Linked DNA regions of Homo sapiens: region 2 is linked to region 1. A link is a contact called in ENCODE Hi-C or POLR2A ChIA-PET data. All regions are on one chromosome and are shown on one strand. Each heading gives the region's core, a stretch centred on a gene start or an enhancer-like site at or near the end of the contact. The rest is flanking DNA. Distances are from core to core; before and after follow the strand shown. Region 1 holds the start of PEX19 (peroxisomal biogenesis factor 19). Region 2 holds the start of DUSP23 (dual specificity phosphatase 23).

Region 1 (7,720 bases), core at 4,857-7,356:
TAACAACATTCAACAAAAAGCCAACAGAATGCTACCCTCTGTTTACTTCCTGACTTGGTGTTTCCTTTGTTCCTGGAAAATTAATAGTTTATTGAGACATGGCACTCGTCTAAGAGTGCCGTGCAACCTAGAATAGCTCCACTGCAGCTGAAAGTAACCCCAGTCCTGTCCTTAAGCTCCAGATATCCCATCACAACCACCACAAAGCTTCACATACACATCTCATTACTTGTGTCCTCCAAATGCATTCTTTTTGGGTGATGGAAGTCTGTTTTAACCCTTTCTAGGACCTGACCCTGATAATCTCTAGAGTTGGTGGAGGAATGTGGGTCTAGATTATGGAGCCACTTTTGTATTGAGAAGGGGAAAGTTTGATACAATAGGAATGGTGATTGTTAACCCTTCACATACATCCAGTACAGAGGTTGGGACCTCTTTTCACGCAGTACAGTTGTGTCTCACATCAACGGAACTACCAAACCATGGTGTTGGGATCCTTTGAGGTGTTGTCTGCAGCCTTCTGTCCTCCTAAATACTCCTTCCTTCCCCTAGACCCGAAAAATCCTGTCTGCCTGTGAGAAGAATCCCACAGATGCCTACCAGCTCAATTATGACATGCACAACCCCTTTGACATTTGTGCTGCATCATATCGGCCCATCTACCGTGGAAAGCCAGTAGAAAAGTGTCCACTCAGTGGGGCCTGCTATTCCCCTGAGTTCAAAGGTCAAATCTGCAGGGTCACCACAGTAAGTACTGTCCTCAATAAATATATCTAGGATATTGAGCGAAGGGGAAAAAGAAAGAAACATGGTGGTCCTTTTTTTCTTCTTGTGCTTGTCCCCTGCTCCCTGAGGCAGTGACACTGGAGAAAGCTAGAGCATCTCCCCACTGCTCTTGGCCAGTCAGTGATGAACACCCCAATACCTGTCTACTGTGCCCATTGAGGGGTATAGGGAATACATTTTCTAGGGTTCTCAATCTTACAAATCTCTAACTTGTTCCTTTGTTTGTTTTTCCACAGGTGACAGAGATTGGCAAAGATGTGATTGGTTTAAGGATCAGTCCTCTGCAGTTTCGCTAAGGCCCCCTTTGTGTGCATGGGTCAGTCACCATATGTTCCCCCCAGAGAATGTGTCTATATCCTCCTTCTAACAGCACCTTCCCCCTGCAGCTACTCTTCAGATCTGGCTCTCTGTACCCTAAAACCTAGTATCTTTTTCTCTTCTATGGAAAATCCGAAGGTCTAAACTTGACTTTTTTGAGGTCTTCTCAACTTGACTACAGTTGTGCTCATAATTGTCCTTGCCTTTCCAGCTTAATTATTTTAAGGAACAAATGAAAACTCTGGGCTGGGTGGAGTGGCTCATACCTGTAATCCCAGCACTTTGGGAGGCTACGGTGGGCAGATCATCTGAGGCCAGGAGTTCGAGACCTGCCTGGCCAACATGGCAACACCCCGTCTCTAATAAAAATATAAAAATTAGCCTGGCATGGTAGCATGCGCCTATAGTCCCAGCTGCTCAGGAGGCTGAGGCATGAGAATCGCTTGAACCTAGGAGGTGGAGGTTGCATTCAACTGAGATCATACCACTTCATTCCAGCCTGGGTGACAGAGCAAGACTCTGTCTCAAAAAAAAAAAAAAGGAAAACTCTGTGATGGACATTTGTTTAGTAAATCCCTTCAGTATTTATCCCTCCTTTCCCCACAGCAGCTTTCTTTCCTGTCAACTAGAAAGGAGCAGGATGTAATAAATACATTTTGGTGTGACTAGGCCACACCAACTCTTAATCATCTCCCATTTTCCTTAGACATTTAAATTTCAAGGCAGGTACCCTCTGTGTACTCAGAAATTTGAAGAAGTTATTTGGTTTTCCAAAATGCACACTGCGGGTTATTGATTTGTTCTTTACAACTATTGTTCTCATATTTCTCACACTAAATAAATCTCTATGAGAGCTTCTTGACTTGGCCATTTATTTCTTGGACACTCTCATGTTCTTGTTCACCCATGCAGGCACCCCACCAAAGTACATATCTTCCTTCCAGTAATAATTTTTAATTACAAAATAAACATCCACTATTGGAAAAAAAAAAAAAAAGCTAGCCGGGCATGGTGGTGGGTGCCTGTAATCCCAGCTACTCTGGAGGCTGAGGCAGAGGATTGCTTGAACCCGGGAGGCGGAGGTTGCAGTAAGCTGAGATCGCGCCACCGCACTCCAGCCTGGGCGACAGAGTGAGACTCCATCTCAAAAAAAAAGAAAGAAAAAAAGAAGCACATGTTTTTCATAGGGTATATATGAGGACCTAAACTGCTGTGAAAATGATAGAAAGCAAGTAGCTCCCTTATTCTGTTTTTGATTGCAGCCTTTTATCTTTTGCTAATTATAGCAATATTTATTGAGCACCTGCCATGTGACTGTCACTGTTCTAGATATTTTACATGTAATATACAGATAAAAGAATAGTACTTTATATATATTACAATGATACAATGATTACATTAACAATACAATATTTTGCTTGTCATATGCTAAGAATAATTGGGTAGAGTGACATTACTGTGCCTTCGATTAAAATAAGTACTTTTTTGCGTGTTAAATTCATGTTTTCAATAAATAATAAATGCATATAGTTGAAAAATCAGTAAATATAAAAAGCTATTCTGTGACAAATCTTTCCACCCTTTCATCAGCCACCCAGTTCCTATCACCTTCCCCTAAACAGGTAACCACTGTTACCAGCTTTCTTACATCCTTCCAGAAATTTTATATATATATATATATACACACACACACATATACATGCACATGCTGATATCACTATGCCATTCTCTATCTCCTTTTATACACAAATGAAACCACACTATTTAACAATTTTGTACCTTTGTTTTTTCATTTAACATTTTTGGTATTTTCTCGTATCAATATATTAGGGAGCTTCACTTTGTTTTTTACTTCTCTTCATACTATACGTTGTATTTTTTAGCTTTATCTTAAGAGTTGCTTTTTTAAACAGCATCCCTAAACTAAGGCTGCCTTCTCAACAGAGTACATACTACTAATGAGATTGTGCCATTGCACTCCACCCTGGGGTACAAGAGCGAGACTTCGTCTCAAAAAAAAAAAAAATGTACATATTAGCCGGGAGTGGTGGCTCACGCCTGTAATCCCACCACTTTGGGAGGCCAAGGCAGGCAGATCACCTGAGGTCAGGAGTTCGAGAACAGCCTGGCCAACACGGTGAAACCCTGTTTCTACGAAAAATACAAAAATTAGCTGGGTAGGGTGGCAGGCACCTGTAATCCCAGCTACTCAGGAGGCTGAGGCAGGAGAATTGCTTGAACCCGGGAGGCGGAGGTTGCAGTGAACTGAGATCACACCATTGCACTCCAGCCTAGGGGACAAGAGCAAGACTTTGTCTTAAAAAAAAAAAAAGGCCGGGCGTGGTGGCTCACGCCTGTAATCCCAGCACTTTGGGAGGCCAAGGCAGGCGGAACACGAGGTCAGGAGATCGAGACCATCCTGGCTAACATGGTGAAACCCTGTCTCTACTAAAAATACAAGATGTGAAATAATTGTGACTCCCAGGCAAGAATTAGAATTTGTTCGATAAACTGTGGAGAACCATTAAATCCTTAAGGAACAGAGTGATATGAAAGCGTTATAAAATACTGTTATTCAACAGTATTCGCTATACATTAGAAGGGCAGAAGGAGCAGTCAGTAGGTCAGTAAATACTGAGATGAGATGTTAGGAATATTAGGAGTAAAAATAGAAAAGCAGAAAGAAGTTTAAGAAATAATGCAAAGAAAGAATCATGCTTGTTTTTGACTCCATTTTAATTATCATCTATTATCTTTTAATTAACATGCTTATATTACATTAGTTTAAAGCCAATTGACCAAGTGTAGTGGCTCACATCTATAATCCCAGTACTTTGGGAGGCCAAGGTGGGCATATCACTTGAGGTCAGGAGTTAAAGACCAGCCTGGCCAATATGGTGAAACACTGTCTCTACTAAAAATACAAAAATTAGTTGGGCATGGTGGCGCGAGCCTGCAGACCCAGCTACTCAGGTGGCTGAGACAGGAGAATCACTTGAACCCGGGAGGTGGAGGCTGCAGTGAGCCAAAATTGCACCACTGCACTCCAGCCTGGGCAACAGTGAAACTCTGTCTCAAAAAATAAAACCAATAGAGATGCCTGTTGATAGACAAGTTTTCTTTTTTTGACGTGCTTGTTACAACTATAGCCATATTGGAGATACACGTGTAAGCAGTTTGAATGAGAAAGTCTGGAATAAATTATGTTGCAGGTGTTGGAAAACAGGTTTATCAGGAAAGGATTTGATTACAGAAGTTTAGAATTGTAAAGGACTTCAAAAGTGATTAGTGGCAGAATTGGGGCTGGAATTTAGGCTTTCTAACTCACAGTTCATAATATTTTGATCCCAAAACACACTACTTGTGGTTGGAAGAAAACAGGTTTTGCAGATATGATTTTACAAGTCTGTGCCCTATCTGTGAAGGACATAGTAAGTGCTTGATCTGGTGCTTGATGCAGTACTCAAATGTGTGTTTAGGAAGCTAAGAATGAAAGTGATGAGGTGACTTAACACAGGATTTTTTTTCATTTAAAATTCTTACCTTGTATCATACTGTGTGTATATCTCATCATACCTCCGGCTCACCCCCACTTAGCTACCTTACAGCAGGGGGTGGTCCTGATTTATCTCTCTGTCCTCACTGTGCCCAGAACAAGACCTTAATAATAGGTGCTCTCTAAGTGCGAAAACAGATTTGTATGTGAAACAGTTGCTACATTCTGACATCTGAATAGAACAATTCCAAAGGAGGAAAGGGACGTCTAGAGTTACCTCTATCTGAGCATTCCCCGTGTTCACTCAGTTGGAGGTTGGGTTCTGTGTGGAGAAAAGGAGATTGTTCAGGGAAAGTAAGTCTATTACTACTGCATTCGAATTGCCCTGCTCAGTCCAAGGTACCAGAGGCTCTCTTAATAACATGGAGTTCTAAGTTCCTGGCCGGCCCTGTGTCCTTTAATCAAACAGTTCTAATAGATAATAGGAAATGAGAGATGCCACTAGATTGGGCAGACAGATGTGCCTGATTAGGGACTGCGAGAGCAAAGAGTGGCCAATGAATGCCTACTAAGTTTTAAACCCTAGCCTGGGAGTTGGGCTTTACAGCAGTGAAGACAACAGACGAAAATCTTTGCGTTCATGGTGTTTAAATTCTGCAGGGTGGGGAGCGGAGAATAAAAAAGTACGGTAGATAGTATGTCAGATACTGTTCAGTGTTAGGAAGAAAAGGAACGGGAATGGCCAAGGAAAGCGTTTCAGAAAAGATAATATTTGAGGGAAACAATGAAGTGAAGCCGGGCGCAGTGGCTCACGCCTGTAATCCCAGCACTTCGGGAGGCCGAGGTGGGCGGATCAGCTGAGGTCCGGAGTTCGAGACCAGCCTGGCCAACCAGCCTGGCCAACATGTTAAAACCCCGTCTCTACAAAAATTAGTCGGACGTGGTGTCGCGCGCCTGTCATCCCAGCTACACGGGAGGCTGAGGCAGGAAGAATCGCTTGAACCCGGGAGGCCAAGGCTGCAGTGAGCCGAGATGGCGCCACTGCATTCCAGCGTAGGCGACAGAGCAAGATTCCTTCTCAAAAAAAAATAAAAAAAAAAAAATGAAGTGAGAGAAAGTAGTATGTTATGTGCCATAATTGTCATATCAATTATATATGTTTAGATTCTGGTTATTTGTAGGCAGTTTGTCTCAATCTGGCCTACTCACAGCTCAGGAAAAAATAATGAAAGAGCTTCGCCAGGTAATTTGGGAAGTTGAAAGAAAGGAGTCCGGGCCTCTAAAACCAGACAGAAAATAACCCTATCTTATCCCTAATTCTGTTTCACAGGAGAAAAGGGAAAAATACCCAAAACACAAACACTCAAAGCTTCCTGGCCCTTTAAAAATGGCGGTTCCGCACTGGTCAACAATACCATTGGTTACCCGAGGCAGAAGAGGGCGGGAGCGAAGGGGTGGAGGGCGTGTCGGCACCGAGGAGGTCCCGCCTCCTACGGCAAGTCGGAGGTAGCAAGATGGCCGCCGCTGAGGAAGGCTGTAGTGTCGGGGCCGAAGCGGACAGGGAATTGGAGGAGCTTCTGGAAAGTAAGAGCCCATAGTGGGAAAGGCCCGAAGAGGGCACGTGTGAGGACCCATTCTGGGGGTTAAGTGAACCTGAGATATTAGGGACGGGCAGGAGAGGCTCTCCAAAGGTTAAATGGGGGCGGAGAGTCTGACCCCCGAGCCCCCCAAAAATCTCTGGGTCATCCTGCCCCACCCCGGCGACTGGAGCTGGGGAGCTCACCTGGGGTCCCTCAGTGGTCCGGATGGTGGATGTTTCCGCAGGACGGCGTTTCATGATACCTCTTCAAACTCCTCTTTAGGTTACTGAGTTCTTAAAGTTCGACTTCAGCAGCAGTAGCAGCAGCAGCAGCATTTGGTTCTTGCTGGGTAGCGAACTACGCACTCACTGATTGCTTACATTAACTCCTAGCAAGCTCGTGGCCGGTCCTTGTGTGCCTCGTCCTGTCTTCCTTAACACGAAAGACACTTTTCTCCTCCTAGTCCTTTTCTCTTTCTCTCGTTAGGCCCCTTAACAGTTCTTTCATCTTGTCAGTAGCTCAAGCGGACTCCTTTCCCTTATTTTGAGAAACTGAGGATGTGGCGATTTCAGGGGAAAGCAGTTCACCCTCCTGAAAGACGGGGGATGTTTTCTTAGCATTACTCTCCACTCCCCTGTTGACTTCCTGCCCAGAGTAGGGCCAGTGCTCTCTCCCTAGGCCTGGCGAACAGAATGGTGGTGAGGACACAGGCTTTTCAGGGCAGAGGTGAATTTGTAATCGCTTGCTCAATCACGGAGATGTGGGCAGGCAGAAAAATGAACAGAAACCCTGAGGAGTGCCAAGTGACTGTGTAAATTAGTGTACGGTTATCTGCAGAGATCAGGCCAAAGGGAGCTCTAGAAGGTTGTTGGGGAGCACTAAACTGGAGAATAAGAGAAGATAGTTTAATGCCGTACCATGGAGTCTGGTATGTAGTCCCTCAGTCTGTGCTGGTACCAGTACCAACAGGAAGCTGGGTGGGATGTCCTGTGCTTTCTCACCAAGTTATTCCTTTTAGAGCTCCAGAGTGAGTTCAGAGGGATGAGGACATCTGTGTTCTCTACTACTGTTGGGTATTTGTATGGGATTTCTAGGGAATCGTTAGGGTGTGGCAAGGGAGACACTATAGATGGAGATGTCTCTGCAGAACTTTTTAATCCTCTCCTCCCAGCTCTGAGATGGACATTTGTTCCACCTTAAGGGATTTCTTTGCCTTTGCTCACAATAAATTAGGTAATCCAGAAGGAAGTAGGAGGCTCATTGAGGGTGGTCTGGGGAGGTGGGGGACTCAAGGAGGAAAATTGAGGAAAGTTGGCAATTTGAAAAATCATATTCCTAATGCTTTGCCCAGAAACCACCCAGCCTTGCTTGCATTCTCATCTGTCGCCAACACACACACCATGTCTCTTGTCTCTGAAGGTGCTCTTGATGATTTCGATAAAGCCAAACCCTCCCCAGCACCCCCTTCTACCACCACGGCCCCTGATGCTTCGGGGCCCCAGAAGAGATCGCCAGGAGACACTGCCAAAGTATAAATTCC
Region 2 (7,720 bases), core at 3,771-6,270, 500 kb after region 1:
AAGAAAAGTACGGTCATGACAAAATGCAAAATGCATTTGTGGTAATTGACATTGTTTTGTGACAAAGCAATCCTGTGACACCAAATTCTCAGAAAGAATGGCAGGATACAGACAGCAGAACATTTGATTTGAAGCTTGGCACACGGGTGCAGTTCATTCTGGGAAATGGTTTATGGTTTAGATCAAATCTCTGCCCCAGGTAATGTGCTCACCATTGCCCCGGGAAGACTAGGTCTTGGGGATAATGCGGGGCAGGTGGGACCTCCTCAGCCAGAGGAAGAGCAGTGATGAGCCTCCTGTGGACAGGAGCCCCAGGTGTTATGAATGGGTCAGGATGTAAGGGTGATGACCAAGTATGGCTCCAAGGGAGGTGTGTGCCAGCCTCAGTGTATGCAGTGTATGCAGGAAATAGGCCTCAGTGGCCTATTTCCCCACTCCAGTCCTCTCTAGAGCAGGACACCTATGTTGGGATACATGGCTTATGAAGCAGTCATGGAATCCAGAACCCAGAGAGCAAAAGGGCCCCAGTCAGGGAAGGATGAGGAGGAATCTTCTCAGAGAAGGTGCTTGTTAAGGTTAAGGTTTAAGGCTGGTGCTCCTTCTGACTTGCTTCCAGTTGTTTCTGCAACTGGATAATTTTCTGAAAGGGGAACCCAAGAGGTGACTACTGCAGAGCCCCAATGATATGAAGGAATGTTTTCCAGATAGAGAAGCCTCCGTTCACCAGAGAACTCTGATCACGTACCAGAGAATAAACATGAATTAAACGTAAAAAAAAATGGGGGTGGGAGTAGATGTTACTGCAGCTGTGCCCATCAGCAGCTCATTGAGAATCAAAGTCTCCTGAATATGGAAAGTTAGCGGTGTCTATCACTGTCTTGGGAAACCAGCCAGGAAAAAGGCTGACGGACCAGGGATGGCTACCAGACATTGCTTGAAAAGGTAGGAGGTTTGAGTTGGTCCTTTCTGTCCCATTAAGATGTGTGCATCCACAGGAGACATTACCAAGTATGTTCCCACCTCCACTCCCAGAGGAAATGAAAGCCAATGACTGCATCCAGTGCTTGTTGGTCTCATGCAGTTCTCAGCTGAGGCTGATTTTGCTCCCCCAGGGAACATTTGGCAATGTCTAGAGACATTTTTGTTGTCACAACTGGGGGGAGGAGGGGTATCCTACTGGCATCTAGTGAATAGAGGCCGGGCAAACTGCTAAAGATCCAACAATGCACAGACAGCCCCAACAACAAAGAATCACCCACTTTCAAACGCCAATCGTTGAGATATCCTGGTTTGAGGCGAATGTTCTTTTTAGATGGTGGCACAGATCATCTATCTCAGCGTAGAAAGGGAAGGGACATGGCTCGTCTGTTACCCCTTATTGGTAGCCATAGACATAAGAGGGCTTGGTGAGAAGACAAAAACAACTGGGAGTGGAAACGAGCCCAAAGGAAGCCACAGGCTAACCCACCAGGTAGATGGAAGGATAAGGGCAGAGTTTTTCATTTCAAGCCAACTCTTATTATTTAAAAAGCAGTTTCCTTAAGCACTTAATTATACGTGTATTTCCCTAAGGAACTCTTGAGGCAGAGGAGACTTGCTTAAATTATGGGGATGGAGGCAGTACACAGGGCTTTAATGGGGTTAGCAAAATTTTGTTTCCCTTGCAGGAGCCTTGGGAGGAAGGGAAGGGCATATTCCTCTTCCACAGTGCAGAGATGTGGGGAGGATGGAGTGACACAGGAACAGAGGCAGAAAGGGCAAGGATTGGTTGTATGGCCTAGCAGGTGAGGATCAGAGTGGAGACACGAACTTGGGGAAGCTTCATGCCTCACACCTCTCTCTCTCTCTCTCCATCCTGGTAAGCCCTCCGACTGGAGGGGAGAGGTTCAGGAAGTGGCCCATTCACACCCTTCATGCCCTACTCCCTTCACATGAAAATACACACACACCCCTTTGGAAGATGTTCTGGTTTGCATCAGAAACAGAATGGGGCCATACTATTGGGGGAGGGGTGGATGGGGGAGAGCAGGGTAGACAGAACTTTTGGTGACAGGAGGGTAAGGGTTTCAGTGCATCCTCTATTTGCATTCTCATTCCTCTGTTGCAGCTGGAATGCCTGGAATGTGTGGGTTTCTTCTCTTTGGGAGACATCCTCACTTGAGTAGGCTAGGTGGAGACTAAGCTTGAAGGAACTGATCACTCAGATTTGACAAATAAAGTTAAACTGGGGAGAGGGCATCTTATGGCCTTAGATTGGCAAGACTTCAGCTGATATCTCTTGTTTAAGGTTGAGTTGGACAGGGATGAACTGGGTGGTTAGTGGTGGAAGGGGGAAAGCAGCAGAAAGGAGGACCAGTTGGCTAGGCCTGTCTCTGGTCTATGATACAAAAGATGAGATCTACAGGGGAACCCTTGACTCCCCACTCTTCTATGTCTCCACTGGAACTGGAATGCATGTCTACAATAGCATCCATTGTCTGTGGTGGACTCTATCTGTGCCCATCTTCTCCAGCAGGCTGAGCTCCTGAGAGCAGGAATTATGTCTCATTCCACTGTGCGGCCTCCAGATCTAACAGAACTCATACAGGTACGTACAGGAACTCACATATTTTATGGTGAATTTCTATCTTATTCAGCCTGCTATTGCAGAAAAGACCACAGGCAGACCTACAGTAAAGAGTCCATTGGGCGGATATATGCCATTCTTCCCATTTCTCATAAGTCAAAAGTGTAGTGGTGCTGGCAAAACAGGGCCCAACAAGGGGGCAGAATGGGGTCCAATAGGGGATAACTGGAGATAACATCTGAGAAACATGGCCAAGATTTAGAGCCCTGGAACTCTTCATTTAATTGTTAAATATCTGCTCTGCATAACTGCCTAGATTGGCTCTGTTCTCAGGTCCTTTGGCCTGAGGTTGTGGGGCAGCAGAATGAGCCAGAGAGCCCAGATGAGCTGAGCAGCACCTGAGGTTGGTAAGAGGTGACCAGCCCTGTGGAGGTGGAGATGGTGGTTATCTGTGAGTGTGACATCCAGGCTGTCTCTACCCCCAGATAAACAAGGGTGACACGTGTGCAGCAGGTGGGCCTACACGGAGGGGCCTCCTGGCCTGTGAGCATCAGAGACCTGGGAATGCCAGGAGGCCAGGCTATTCTGGACCTGAATCCTTTTCATTGACTAGCTCCCCCAGAAAACACATCAAATATTGTCAGGGAACAGATACATAGCATTTCAGCATCTTCAAGGGATTGAAGACGTGTGTTGCTGTTCTGGCCCATCCTTCCACTTTCTAGAAGTGTTGAAGATGGGCCTCTCTGAGCTTTGCCCACCTCATCCAAAGAACAGAGATGGCCCATCTGTCTTTCCTGTATCACAGGGCTACAGTGAGGCTGAAGTAAGTTAATGTGTGGGAATGCTTTATAAAGTACCATGCAACGTGCCCTGGTTCGTAAAACTCATTTATTCAACAAAGCAGTACAAGCCTCCCCTTCAATCAGGACCTGCCTGCAGGGGTGGGCTACTTCAGTGTCTTCAGCCAATGGGAGCTAGAGGGTTTAATACTTTAGTCCACTTCCCTTCATCTCTGGCCCCATCGACAACATGGGGAAGGGGAGTGAGGGCCTGGTAGAAGGGTACTAAGGCCCCTTATTTCGTTCGCTGGTAGAACTGGAAGACTGCTTTCTCCTGCTCATAGGTCTCGATGGAGCCGGGTCGTAGTCGTCGGATTTCAGCAATGGCATCTCCTGCAGCCAAGCCCCGCTCCTTCACCAGGTAACAGGCCAGCATGGTGCCAGTGCGGCCAAAGCCCAGAGCACAGTGCACTCCCACAGCCTACGAAGAGGGGGCTCGATGGGTGCCACTCAACTCCCCCACCCACAACTGTTTCCTGCCCCTCACTTGGTTCTCCCCACAGCTCCTTCTTCTGTGCCAGGTCCAGGGCTCTGCAGCAAAGTCAGGGAGGGCTGTCCCTGCACTAGGTGGCTAGGAGGCCTCTGCACTGGCTGGTTCAAGAGCTGTCCACCTCTACACAGCCCTCCACCTGTGGTGTTCAATACAGAAGACAGTAGCCACGGCTACTGTGGCTACTGTACTCGAAATGTGGCTAGTCCAAACTGAGATGTAGTGTGAAAAACGCAACAGGGTATGAAGAGGTAGTAGAAAAAAGAATGAAAATATCTCATTAAGATCACCAAAGTTAATTTTATCTGCTTCCCTGCTTTTTAAGAATGCCGTTGCTAGAAAAATTAACATTACATGGAGCCACTTAGGTTCCATTATATTTGGACAGCTTTACTCTAGAAAATGGTAAACAGCCTCCACCTGACTTCAACCCCCACCTCTCCCAGGTGTCTGTCCACACCCTTCTCCTTCACAACTCACAGTATTAGCTGGTTTTCACTGCCTCTCCTCAAGCCCAGTTCGCACTGCTTCGCCCTCTCTTTAGTTCCTTCCGTTTAGCGCTTCCCTCCCCCGCACTGGCTTCCCAGTCTCCCGGCCCTACTGTCTGCCTCCCCGAGCCCAGTTAAGTTATCCCAGGCCCGGTCTCCCCAGCTCCGCCCGTGTCCCCCGCTGACCTTCCAGGCCCCTCCCTCCCTGCGCTGACCCCGCCCGCTGACCTCTCCCCGTGCGTTGGCCTCGTCCACGATCTGCACGAAGCGGTCGATCTGGTCGGGGGCCGGCGGGCAGAAGTCGGGGATGCGCAGGCGGTGCAGGGTGAGGCCGGGGCAGCTGTCGCTGTGAGGGGGCCCGCGCTCCGTCAGGGACACCAGGTGCCGCACGCCCAGGTCCAACAGGAACTGGTAGTGGGCGGGGAGCCGCGGCAGCGCCAGTCCCGCCAGCCGGCCCGGAAGCACCCAGGAGAAGTTGGGGGGCTGCACGCCCATCGCTGGGAAAGGGCACAGGACAGCGGGTCATGGGGGCCGAGGCTGGCCAGCCCCGCTCCGCCCACGCGTCCCCTCGCCCGCTCCGAGCCAAGTAACTCACCACCTACCTGGCCTCGGCGCCTCCCGGGCCACGTGGTCTGCAGGGCGCCGCCCTCGGGTCGCTCTGCCCAGCCGCGGGGATTGGCCCAGAACCTGGGGCGGGGCTGGAACGCGGAACCCAGTCTCTGAGCGACCGAGGGAAGCGCCGCGATCCCGCCCCGTCCGAGCAGATCACGCGGTGATTGGCTGGATCATCATAATGGGCGGGGGGTTACTTCCACGGGGTTCAACCCACTCAGCTAAGAAGGAAGACCTGGAGCGAGTTAGGAATTGTTTGCTGCGGATGGAACAACCCGGGGTCGGGCTCTGCTGCACCCTGGCGGCATGTTGCAGTCATTGCGTCACTGGCGCCTGCCCCTGCCTCCTCGCGGGCCGGCCTAGTTCTACCTCCTTCACGCTGGATGCCCTGGGGTTTAAGAGATGACAAATCGGCTTTCTCCCAGGACGAGGAGTCTCCTCTCTAATGATTGACTGGTCGTTATCAGCGACTTTTTGAACTGTTCCAGTAAGAGGGAATTACTGCTGCAAGGAGGCTATTCTCATTTTTTCATTGCTGGAACTATTAAAAACTTACCCAGGGTAATAATTATAGTAATAATAATAACCAGCACCAACTTCTCCTGTCAATCCAGTTGCTCCTCAGGACTTATTGAGCATTTATTATGTGCTAGATAGTCTTCTAAGCACTTAGCACATACTGACTCATTTAATTGCCACAGTAATCTTATAAGATAGGTGATCTAGTGAATCCCATTTTATGGATGAAAAAACAGAGGCACTGGAGAGGTTAATAAACTTGACCAAAGGATGATGACTAATGCCTCCAAAATCTTTAATAATATCGCCATTTCCTAAAGTTAAATGGAACATTGTTTTCTCTTCACATAACCCCCTCATGTCCCCAAATATTATCTGGGTTAAACGCTTGTGGGTTTTCTTAATTTTTATTAGTATTTCATATTTCTTCATTTTTCAAGGTTTCCTAGTTCTCTGGGTCACTGTCCCCTGGGCAGGCTAGAGTTGATTAGTGTTGTTCTTACTAGGTGGGGGCCCCTAGATCTGAACACCGTTTCCACTGTCATCTGACCAGTCCATATCCTCATTTGAATAATGTGCTTCTAGCGATGCAGACTAACTGTAATTATGAAAATAGTTAACCCTTATTGAATTTGTTTATGTACCAGGCCCTGTGCCAAGCGCTTTCTGGAAGAACCACATGTGAAAGGTATTTTTGTATCTTTTTTTGTACATGAATCATTGGAAGCTTAAAGAAGTTGGTTAACTTGGCCAAGGACACAGTGATCCAAGCCCAGGGCACTTGGCCATGAGGATGTATTATATTTCCTTCCCTTTGCACCCACCTATGACACACGTCTGACCATTTAAGCCTTTGGCTTCAGCAAGATGGAAAGCAATTTGTCTTCTCCTAAAGATCAAAGCCTGCTCTGACCCTGTGGGAAATACACTTACCATTTACCCAGACAATTACTTTCCCCAGGTTCCAGGAGGTGCCAAATCTCCCCTTTTTCTCCTTCCAGACAATCACAGCCCTCATTAAGCCCTTCCTGTTTGCACTCTCATTTCCTACATAAATTCCTATCAAGGTTACCAGCCCTCCCCAGTTTATTCCTTTCTCTCTTTCCCAGCCATGGCCTCTCAGCCACCAGTCACCTCTTCCCCCAACCCCCTGACCTCCCACTTCTCTTCTCAATTCAACTGCTCTTCAGGATTTCTGGTTGCACTACCTCTGGAGACAAGACTCTAGCATTTGTTCTTGTAAGTTAATCTTTTCTTAGTCCCTTTGCCTTGTTCTCCTTTCTTTGCTTCCCCTACTCACCAGGGAAGTTTCCACTTCACTCCCTACCCTCCTATGTGCTCCTTCTTTGCCTCCTTGATATCCAGCTCGAAGCCCATATTCTCCAGAAAGAGAAAATTTTTTTGGGAGACCGAGATCTTCCTCTTCCCTGAGTCCCCTACCAATGATTCTCTCCCTCTTGTGGGTTTCTGCAGGGCTAGCAGTGCATCCATCAAACCATTAGGGCCTCCATGTGGAGAGGCCAGTTGGCTCCCTTTTTAGGAAGCTCTGCCCTTCCCTTCCAGCAGACCCAGAGTGGAAAGGGCCCAGGGTCCCTGCCTTAAGCTTTGTCAAGGGTGCCATATGTCAAGGGTGCCATATGATGTTTTGTCTTGGGCCCAAGGGGCCTCAAACTGTAAGGAAAAACCCTCTCTGATGGTTTCCTGGCTCAGACTTCTGCAATTAACAGGACTTCTGCAACTAACCACCTTCTTGTCTGCCCACATACATGATACTGACCTTCTTTTATTCTCTCCTCTGTACAGAGTTACCTGACCCTCAGGAAGATTTAGGCTTTTTTTTTTTCTCCCATCTCACCTTGTATAAATATGTCTTCTCAGTATAGTAATGTCATTGGATTGAGGATACTTGTTTGCAGAGGAGGCAAGAATGCGTTGTTCCGTTTTTGAATTCCACACATCTAATATGGAGCCTGAGCCACAGGGCTCAAAATGTTAAGTAAACAAATGAATGGGAAATTAATAAGAAGAATGCATTGGCAAGACCGTGAAGGTACATTTCTAGGAGTGAATGTGAGTCTGTCGGACCATGTGGCAATGTGTATTTGTAATTCTTTTTAAATGCACAAGTTTGAGGACTGTGTTGAGTATTGGGTAGTATCTCTTTGAAGTGTATTTTTTACTTGACTGTGCTTTTAAATAAAGA

Evidence for each region. Hi-C counts contacts between places; a loop is a spot of excess contacts on that map. ChIA-PET counts read pairs that join two places held with the same protein, here RNA polymerase II (POLR2A). Pooled maps may share reads with other maps.
Region 2: a map of ascending aorta shows a loop between it and region 1 (5-fold over the local background). The contact joins the promoter of DUSP23 here to the promoter of PEX19 in region 1. A Hi-C loop is called at or near these places in 1 of 168 maps with a recorded cell type or tissue (ascending aorta) and 7 of 50 pooled maps. POLR2A ChIA-PET finds 5 or more read pairs at or near these places in 1 of 52 experiments (MCF 10A).

The regions. Positions count from the first base shown.
Region 1 is chr1:160,283,519-160,291,238 of GRCh38, reverse strand. PEX19 (peroxisomal biogenesis factor 19) reads left to right here and starts at 6,106. Exons shown (of 8, transcript NM_002857.4): 1 at 6,106-6,184; 2 at 7,600-7,709. The coding sequence starts at 6,115. LOC107985219 (a long non-coding RNA gene) reads right to left here and starts at 6,874. Exons shown (of 3, transcript XR_001738265.2): 1 at 6,384-6,874; 2 at 4,878-4,922. It overlaps COPA (coat protein complex I subunit alpha), which reads left to right. Exons shown (of 33, transcript NM_004371.4): 32 at 553-747; 33 at 1,023-2,645. The coding sequence ends at 1,082.
Region 2 is chr1:159,778,262-159,785,981 of GRCh38, reverse strand. DUSP23 (dual specificity phosphatase 23) reads right to left here and starts at 5,020. Exons shown (of 2, transcript NM_001319658.2): 1 at 4,615-5,020; 2 at 3,439-3,829. The coding sequence starts at 4,881. The coding sequence ends at 3,644. LOC101928264 (a long non-coding RNA gene) reads left to right here and starts at 6,601. Exons shown (of 3, transcript XR_922193.3): 1 at 6,601-6,756; 2 at 7,321-7,567. RefSeq lists an enhancer at 4,128-4,704 and a silencer at 4,696-5,085.